Regions from separate parts of the Mus musculus genome. Here region 1 is linked to region 2. Evidence: chromatin contacts called from ENCODE Hi-C or POLR2A ChIA-PET data. All regions are on one chromosome and are shown on one strand. The core of a region is the stretch at or near the end of the contact, and the rest is flanking DNA. Distances in the headings are between cores, read along the strand shown. Region 1 overlaps Myo10 (myosin X). Region 2 overlaps Myo10 (myosin X).

What was found. Hi-C counts contacts between places; a loop is a spot of excess contacts on that map. ChIA-PET counts read pairs that join two places held with the same protein, here RNA polymerase II (POLR2A).
Region 1: a map of gastrocnemius shows a loop between it and region 2 (2.1-fold over the local background). The contact joins two enhancer-like sites. A Hi-C loop is called at or near these places in 2 of 37 maps with a recorded cell type or tissue (both gastrocnemius). POLR2A ChIA-PET finds 5 or more read pairs at or near these places in 1 of 5 experiments (embryonic stem cell).

The regions. Positions count from the first base shown.
Region 1 is chr15:25,705,481-25,709,936 of GRCm38, forward strand. All of the region lies in intron 3 of Myo10 (myosin X), which reads left to right. Among named protein-coding and RNA genes, the nearest start is that of Myo10, 85 kb to the left of the region's middle. Within about 2 kb of position 1,888, at least 1 of the 3 ENCODE cell types and tissues checked has a DNase peak (open chromatin) inside an H3K27ac peak, as active enhancers do; it is gastrocnemius, where a contact is called at or near this core.
Region 2 is chr15:25,668,021-25,672,903 of GRCm38, forward strand. The region is part of intron 2 of Myo10 (myosin X); the gene reads left to right. Among named protein-coding and RNA genes, the nearest start is that of Myo10, 48 kb to the left of the region's middle. Within about 2 kb of position 2,043, at least 1 of the 3 ENCODE cell types and tissues checked has a DNase peak (open chromatin) inside an H3K27ac peak, as active enhancers do; it is gastrocnemius, where a contact is called at or near this core.

The DNA.
Region 1 (4,456 bases), core at 638-3,137, 37 kb after region 2:
ATCCAAAAAAAAAAGCCCAGCAACAAAAACCACATGCTCACTTGCTTTTTTTATTTAGTATTTACATCATCATCTACAGAAAGAGGTAAAGAGTATCTTAATTTTTTAAAAAATAAAGGGGGGGGGGGGGACAAGACAAATGAGAACCGAGTCCACTTTTCCTCATAAGCCACTCTGCTCCGCATGGCTAATTTAACCTTTCAGAAATTCCAAGTCTTATAAATTATTTTCGGGAATGTCAGATCCCTCACTTGGTGAGAGCCACTTTGAAATGGAGTAAGTGAGCACTTTCCGAACCTTCAACTGTTAACGTTTTCTTCTCTGACTTCTTCATCTCACACCAACAAGTTTTTATTTAGAAAACTCCAGCCCGGGAGTTGGCACCACATTTGGGGGCGTCAGGAGAGGTTTAGCGTATCTCCCTGATCGGTCTGAGGTGTAGCAGAAAGGAAAACCCAGGCTTAACTACCGCACGCACGGCATAGAGACTGAACCTCTGAGGTCAGCTGTCACTGAGGGACGGGAGAGGCGAGAGTAACAAGCTTCCTTTGTACCCCATCTCTGAAGGCCCCAGCCATGACATAGGTCCTTTAACCCTTCCTGTCGGTAGGCATACCCCTGCCCAGTGCTTGCCCTGGGAAAAGAGAAGGTGAGTACTCTTTTCTGGTCATGTCTGTAGGCCCACAGGGCTCTGTCCCGCCACTTGTATGCTTGTCCGATCTTCCTGACATTGCTTGTGGAACCCCATCTTCAACCTGAATGCTGGACCCCCTTCCGGGAACCCCATGTCCCTCTACACCGGAGGCTCCGCCTTGTCTGCCTTCCTGTCCTCCCTGTCCTGCTCGGTAGCTACTCACTGCGGCCCCTGGCTTCTTCTCTGGACCTCCGTGATTTGATATATGCGTATTGGTCTTCACTGATGGTCCTTTGGTGGGGGTGGGGATCTGAGGAGGGCCTCCCTTCCTTGCCTTCCTCCCTTCCCACCTCCTGAGGAGAAGTGATAAACATACCACACAAAGAAGAAAACTTGTTGAACACGAGGGCCTCACTAAATTGGGAGAAAGTTGACCTTGGTTGTAGGACCAGATGTTTTCAGAAAATATTGAGAAATTAGCTAGGATAGGTATCCAAGGTTAGAAAACCCTAAAGCATCTGTTTTCAACTGGATGACTCTTCTCTGGGACACTTGGCTGTATCTGAAGACATATTTTATTATTATAGCTAACTTGAGAGATGTTAATGATATCTAACCAGTAGAGGACCTTGAATGCTTCTCACCCACCCATAGGGCAGCCTCTACCACAAGGTATTATTTGACCCAACTTGTCACAAGTGTCAAAATTGGGAACCCTCCCCTCCCCGAGAGCTGGTCAGAGCGTGCAGTCGATGGTGTAGATTCCACATTACCTCTGTTGACATGGATACAGCCTGCTAGCTGAGAATGCTGGACTGATTCAGCCTTGATGAGAGGACGGTTTTAGAGCAGCTCGGAGATGGGGATATGGCCGTAGGTAAGAAGCCGCAGAGATGGGCGGAGGAAGGATTCCCAGCTTGTCAGGCATGGCGGCAGGATGGCATGACCCCAACAGTCCTGGCAGCTCCTCAAGGAGACCAGAAAGGATTTGTGGATCTGAGGAGGCCTCTCCTAGTCAACCCTGGAGCCTGGGTCATCTCAGATTGTCTAGCCCAGTGTTGACTGGAGCCTTTGAGGTTCCCGTTATTCTGGCCGTAAAGCTCTCTGTCCAAGTGTGGGGACTGCTGGCCCTGGTGGTGTGGCAGCTTCGCTTTCTGCCAGATGGAAGAGACTCACATTCCCTCCATCTTGGGCTGTGTCCGTTCTGAGTCAGTTTTGTGGAGGAGACGACTCTCCCGGCAACTAAGGAATGACTCCAGACCACATCACTTGAGCCGCGGGGAGCCTGCAATTATGGCGTTGAGGAGGGCCCCGGAGGAAGCAGTTCTGTGTTCCGCCCAGATCTCTGGTTAGTTTGTTGGTCTTGTTGAGCAAACGGCAGCAGAGAGCAGAATCAAAGGAGCTGGGTTTCAGAGAGAGGCCGTGTGTAAAGATGCATCCCGCCAGCTCTACAGCTCATTTGTGTTTAGCTCTTTCAAGAATTAGCCCTTCCTGGTTAGGTGGCATTTCTGTGTAAAAGGGTAGACTGTTGTTCCTCAGTTACTTTGCTTCGAGGAAGAAAGATGCACTAGCAGAGAGGTCCTAGTCAGTTAGCAGCCTGTTGATTTCAGCAGATGTTAGTGGAGTTTGCCTCTGGCAAAAACACGGGCCACGTAAAAGTAGGAATATCCTGTTGTGGGGGTTTCTATTTAGGGCACACCATCATCAAAATTTGTATTTCATTTCCACAAGTTGAGTCCTCCTTCCTAAGTAAACCTTTCGATTTGCTTCCATCTATTGTCAAGGCCATTTTGTTTGTTTATTTGATTGTTTGTTTGTTTAAATCTTTACTTGTCACAAATGTTAGGAGAGCCTAGGGCTTGGATGCTTAACCTGGATTTGGCACAGGCCACACACCAGGAACAGCTGAGTGTGGTGTGGTTTGTGAGGAGGCTCTTGTGTTCTGACTTTTTTTTTTTAACCATTACTTGAAATCAAGACTGGTGTTGCCAAGATGTAATTGTAACCATCTGGCTGGTTCTATGTCTTCTTAAAACTTACCAAACTGGGCCCGTGAGCTGCCAGTCTCCACATCAGCACACTATGGTGGCAATTAGGTCCTGTGTTGTTTTTTTTTTTTTTTTTTTTTTTTTTTTTTTTTTTTTTTTTTTGTGATGTTTCCCACACACCCTGCCTCTCCTTTTGGTTCAGATTCCTTTCAACAGGAAGAGAATTTGAAACATAAATTCACTCAGGGGGAAGTGGAGATGCTGAAAGTTCTAAATCTAGTTGCTGAGCTCTGGCTCTTGGGATGTTGGCATCTTTTAAAAATACGTGAATGTTTAACATTTAATGTTCTTTTGTTTAACCATGTTTTCATTTGGTGTAATCAGACCATGGCAAATGGTTTTCTTATGCAGAAAGTACTGAGCAGAGAGGACCCTTTAATGGAATGAGAGCATGGGTATATTGGTGGGGTAGGGGAGGATATTTGCAATGTATATTCCCACTATGTCTGTATCAAGTTTGCCCTGCCTGAATATCAGGCTCTGTGCTGGGCTCCAGGGTTGCAGAATTCCTCTTGTTCACAGTAGCTGTGTGATGAAAGCCTGCATAAGCAAACCACTGACTAGAACTCAGGGAGATGGGGAGTGTGCAGGATCCAGTGGGTGAGCAGCAGGAGGAGGAGGCAGCAGAGCAGTCCTTGGGCAAGCTTTGAGCATTAGAGCATCTGGGGACATTTGGCCAAGGAGGAAAGTGGCTCTCAGGGCAGCAGATGAGTGTATGCAATAAGTAAAATAGCTTGATGCATGTCTGAGGGTTTCTATTGCTGTGAAGAGACACCATGACCACGGCAAACTCTTACAAAGGACGACATTTAACTGGGGCTGGCTTACAGTTCTGAGGCTTAGTCCTTTATCATCATGGCGTTAAACATGGTGGCATGCAGGCAGACAGAGTTCTGGAGAAGGAACTGAGAGTTCTACTTCTGGATCTGCAAGCAGCTGGAGGAGAATCTGAGCCACTGGGCCTGGCCTGAGCTTCTGAGACAGCAATGCCTACTCCCAAGTGACACTCTTCCTCCAACAAGGCCACAGCTACTAATAGCGTCACTCCCTATGAGCCTATGGGGGCCATTTTCATTCAGACCACCACAAGGCATTTATCCAGTGCAGGGCATTCAAGGTACTAGAACAAAGGCTGCACACTGCTGATTGGCAAGGTGGCCAAGAGCTGGCCAAGGTGCAAATTAATGAACTTCATTCAACTCACCAAAAACAAAAACAAAAAAACAAACAAGAAAAAACGATGGCAGAGAATACATACGAGTTTTTGGGAAAATGTGGCATGATAACTGGATTTTGGCTAGAGGAAGGAGGCATCAGGTCTGGGAGGAGAGTTAACCAATAAACCTGCTAGAAAATTGGGACATTTTCCATGTCGAGTCATGGAGAGTCAGAGAAATGCAGGCCATCAAGCCGTGGTGCACTTGGGGAGACCAGAGGACTGCTTGTGGGAGCTGGTTCTCTGTTGCTACCGTGGTCCTGGATCGGACAACCATCACTGGGCTTTGTGGCAAGTGCCTTTTGTTCCTGAGACAACATGTTGTCTCTAAAAGTCTGAATTTCTACAAGATCGCTGGACTGCCATTTGTCAGTGTGGGCTCTGGGGTGGGGAAACAGGTACTCAGGAGAGGTCAGCCTCCTCCATGTGGTATCTGAGCCCTGTATGGGCATCTGGGGGAAGAGGGTGCCGTAGTCCATTGAGAATATGGATCGCAAGCTGCAGCTCACACAGGGTGAGGATTTAGAAAGTGAATCACTGCTCTGTTGAACTGGCATG
Region 2 (4,883 bases), core at 793-3,292:
CTTCTTCCCATGTCTGCTATCTGGTAAGTAGCTTTACTTCTTTTGCCAGTGATTTTGGCAAATACTTTATAGGAGCGGCATCATACCGCGGCTGCCCTGAGACTAGCTTGTTGCACTCAGGACAATGCCCTTGATGTTTCGTTTCTAGTTGCGCTTTGCTTGCGTGGCAGCGGCTCCCAACAGGACCGCTGTTGCTGTGCATTATGGTCACAGTCTGTGCCACAGGAGTACACTGCTGGCCCTGGTGATTAGATGGCTCTCAGTGGTGGAGAGTGGAGCTGGGTGTTCAGGTCACCCTTGACAGTATTTATAGAATGTGGGCTTAGCAAGGGCTGGAGTGGACTAATATGAACCTAAATTCAAAAGCAACACAGAATCCTGACCTCCACATCTTCCCTTGGTCACTGAGTGTATGGTTTACGTTATCCAGTCCGGCACTCCGAATATAACACATATGATTAGCTTGGTGATTTGGGTAGGAATTGCAGGGTTCCCGCTGTGAGAAATGTGAGGACCACTCAAAGAACAGGTTCAGGCTTAGCTCAAGAACTGGCAGAGGCTGGCGAAGCAGCGCTCAGCCCAGATGCTCACACATCCAACCACAAGCCCAAAATTGAAGGAGCAAAGTACACGTAGGGGAAGCTATAAACTCTCAAGGTTCACCTGACCCCAGTGACATGGCTCCTCCTGTGCCCTCCTAAAAGTTCCAGGGTTCCCCTAAACTGGTAACCAACTGGGAACAAGTGTTCAGAACACCAGAGCCTCTGGGGGGCATTTCTTTTCAAACCACCCCAATTTACTTCTTGGACAGTAATCTCTGGACAGTTTGTGAGTTTTCAGGAAGCTTTGCTGTTTCTTCAGAGTGCAGACGTAGCTAAGACGAGAGAGAGAGAGAGAGAGAGAGAGAGAGAGAGAGAGAGAGAGAGAGAGAGAGAGACTGAGACTCACTGAGCTTTGTCTTTTCAAGAGCCCGCAGGTGTACTGACAGTCACCAGGCACCCTCCAGGGAATTGAGAAGTACATTCTAAATTAGATTTTTCACTTGAGGAGATGGAAATATTTTATCTGTTTAGAGAAAATATTCTGTTTAGAGAATGCGTAATTTCATGGCTTTCAACTAGCCTACAGTGTATCAGCTTACCTAACTGTATGTTAAGGCGAGGTGGTTTGATTCACTTCAGTCAACTTCATCAAAGCGATGGCTCTGTGCGAGGGTTGCGGTGATTTTCTGTCTGCTTTCTCTTTATTCTGGGTCTCCTAATATTTACTGGCTAGGAGTCTAATCAGCAGAAACCCTATAAGCCCCTGCCCTCTTCCATCTCTTCTGTCTCTTTCTGACAAGTGTAATTAGATTGGCTTTCACAGGCTATCTCACGTTAATAACCCTTCAGTAAAAGCCATTAGGTTCTTTGGAGTTGTCTCTATCCCCTGACAAAGACTTCTTCCAGTCACACTAATTACTAATAATCCCACCTCCCACTGAACCAGCTCTAACCTGATTTTGTCTGACCTTCTAGTTTGACCTGTTGTAGTTAATGCCGTGGACCTAATTCTGCGAAACATATGAATGAGCTAATTAGTGTAGTGACTTTCCATTTAAGGTTGTTTTGATTCTTTTTTGTCTTTGCTCTCTTCCACCCTAGCTACTTCTTTGTTGCCCGCCCCTCCTGACACATTCTCTTGACTTCCTCTCGTTTACAAATGTTTTATGTCCTTTGTACATCTTGTGAACATGGGTAGCTTTGGGCCACTTAGTCCTGCTGCTCCACAAAATAAGTGTCTGAGCACATTCCTGGCTCCCGGAGAGATCTCACCAGGCCTGTTGAATGCTGGACCTGAACAGTGGAGCAGCCCAGACTCTGTCCTATAGCAAAGCTAGCCCTGCAAGTCACTGGGAACTGGACAACTAGAACTCAGTGGTCAGAAGTCAGAAGGGACTGTGCAGGCCGTTGACACTTAAGCTGAGCTATCATCTCTCAAGCTCAGGAACGCCCGTGCGGTTGACTGCCAGGAGACTGCATTCTAGACTTCACTTGCTGGGGCGGCTGTCTGGCAAGGCAGCTGTCATGGTAGAGTCTGCAGCACGAGAGGATGCGATGTCATGGACCGACTTCTTTTATTGCTGGGATGGGAAGTAGGGAGCGGCAGCTGGTATGTCATCGTCCTCCCCACCCAACCCCCACCCCACTTCTAGGTAGCCTGACAAGAACTGCTAGGTATTGAATTGTGGGGTGTGGGGGGGGGGGGAGGCTTGCCAGGAAATAGCCTGACTTAAGAAGCTGGAGGAAAAGGAGTTTATGAACCACATCTGTGCTATCAAAGTGAAATTGTAAATTGTATCATTAGGATGCCATGACTGGAAAACCCAAATGCTGAGATTGAGAAGTAAGCTTCTAGTGATCTCATCTAGCTCAGCTGGAGTTCCCTGGCTTATGTATAGTTTTAAAATTGTGTGTGTGTGTGTGTTGTACACTCCACATGGAGGACAGAAGACAACATCAAGTGTTGTATGTCAGAAGCCATACACTTCATTTGAGGCCGAGAACGCTTGTTGGTCAGTAACTGCCAAGTAGCGTGGGCAGACAGGACAATGACCCCATGGCTCGATCTGGCTTTGCCTCTCCAGTTCCGGCTTACAAGGACCCCCCACCACATCTGTCTGATTTTGCTTGGTTCTGGGGGTGGAACTCAGGTCTTGGTGATGGTAAAGCAAGGATGCTGTGCCCCGAGCTGTCTCCTCAGGAGTTAGTTTGCTTTCCTGCGTATGTATTTTCTGGCCCTTCCTCCCTTGTTTTTAAATGCTCGCCACCCTGTATGGAGAGGGAAACATTTTCAGTTATATCAAGGACGGCTTTCCTATTTCTTACTCAAGAGGAACAGAACAGAGCGTCAGTTGCAGGTTAGCTCTGTGTAACCCTTCAGGTCTTGGAGGTCCTTGGACTGAAGCTGTGGCTTCCAATGGAAGCACCCCGTGGATTCGGTTAAACCATGTGCAATGCAATTGCTCAGTGTAGGGGTCAAAAGGACTTGCACACCAGTGGATTTGTGATTCAGCCTAATACCACGAAATGGCTCCTTGTTTTCCTTGCTCTTTTAGATTATTGATCTGTGTATGATTTAAAGATAAGATTTTTTTTTTTTTTGGCTAGCTTACAGTGACATTCACCAAAATAAAAGGGTGGGTTTGTTTGTTTGTTTGTTTTGCTTTATTTTCATTTGTTTTGCATTCCAGCTGGGAGGCAAAGCTTAGCCCTGACCCTGTACAGCCTGTAGGTCTGTAGCACAGCCTGCCTGTATATCATTGTCGCTAGCAGCTACAAACCTGCCTTGCACCTTTTCTAGTGGGTGGCTGGCTGAAGGGTGTGCCATGATTACAGTGTCCAAGTGTAAGCTGGGAGGAAAATGAACGGATGCATGTTGAGGTTTTTCTTTTCGGACTGGAACTCGACCTGTCTTCTGTTCTGTGTCTTTGGTGTGTGTGTGTGTTTTTTTTTTTTTTTGGCGTGTTTCTTTATGTGTTTATATGTGCTACGTGAAACATCCCGTTCTAACCGCGCTTAGTGGCCGTCTCACACACGTCGTGGTGCAGCCCTCTTCACTACATCTGTCTAAAACTTTTAACATCTGAAGCAAAACTTTGGGCCTGGTAGTAAGCCGCAGCCCCTTGTGCCGTGCATTTTAAAGCTACGTTGCTCTTGTTGGGCACATTAAAAAAATAATAATGACGCTAGTGATAGAGAATAGTTAGTGGAGGTGGGGAGTGCTTGCTTATTAGCATGTTAAGGGCTGTGGGTTTGACATCCAATGACACATAGACACATGTACACACACAGCCATTTTTTTTTTTTTGGAGTGATTCTGGGAGACATAGTTTTATAGCCCAGATCCCAGCATGGACAGATGAGGGGCCCATGAACCCCACTCCCATCTGAGAAGCTACTGGCAACTGAAAGATGGTGGGTGGGGGAGGAGCGGTTCTCTTCAGTGATATGGCCCCTCAGAGACTACCCGTGCCCCACTAGTTCCCCCCCCCCCCCCGCCCCCGCCATGCACATGCAGGCTGCACTGTGTGGACATGGCAGCTCTAGAAAAAGAAAATGAGAGAGCACATTAAGTTGAGAGGAAAAATATGTGTGGAGAAGACAGGATAGCTGGGGTGAGTTTAATCAGACACACAGATGCCTGTATGAAATTCTTAATTTTGAAATATTCTTGTTTGAAAGACAAAAGAGAGATGGCTTTGGACCTGACTCTGGACTATAGTGTGGGGACTTTGATGGTCTCAAGTAGGTCTGCTTGGCACACTGACCAGCTCGGGCTTCGTGCTGTGCCTGTTGGGGTGGGTGGGCTGCAGAGCCATCCTGCACGTAAGAAGAAAGGAGAGCCTCCTAGTGACAAGCGACAGATAGTTGTTCAAAATAGATAGCTGTTCTGTCTTTGCACGAGGCTCTTTACCTGTGTGCTGAGAATCTGAACCGCAGTGGAAACACCTTAACTTACCCTGAGTCAGGTCACCGGCTCCGGAACGCTTGAATCAAGTGGTCTTCTTGCCTTAGCCTCCCAAGCAATGGGACTGTGGCCAAACAGTTCTAAATCTTTTACATGTTCCAAGTGTCTGTGTGTCTGTGTGTGGTGTGTGTGGTGTGTGTGAGTCAGAAGACATCTTGTAAGAGTCAATCAGTCTTGGGGATCAAATTCAGGTAGTCTTTTCTGACTGAGCCATCTCACAAGCCCAACATTCTCAGTCCTTCTTTTTTTTTTTTTAAGATTTACTTATTTATTTTATGTGTTTGAGTACACTGTATCTGTCTTCAGACACACCAGAAGAGGGCGTCAGATCCCATTACAGATGGCTGTGAGTCACCATGTGGTTGCTGAGAATT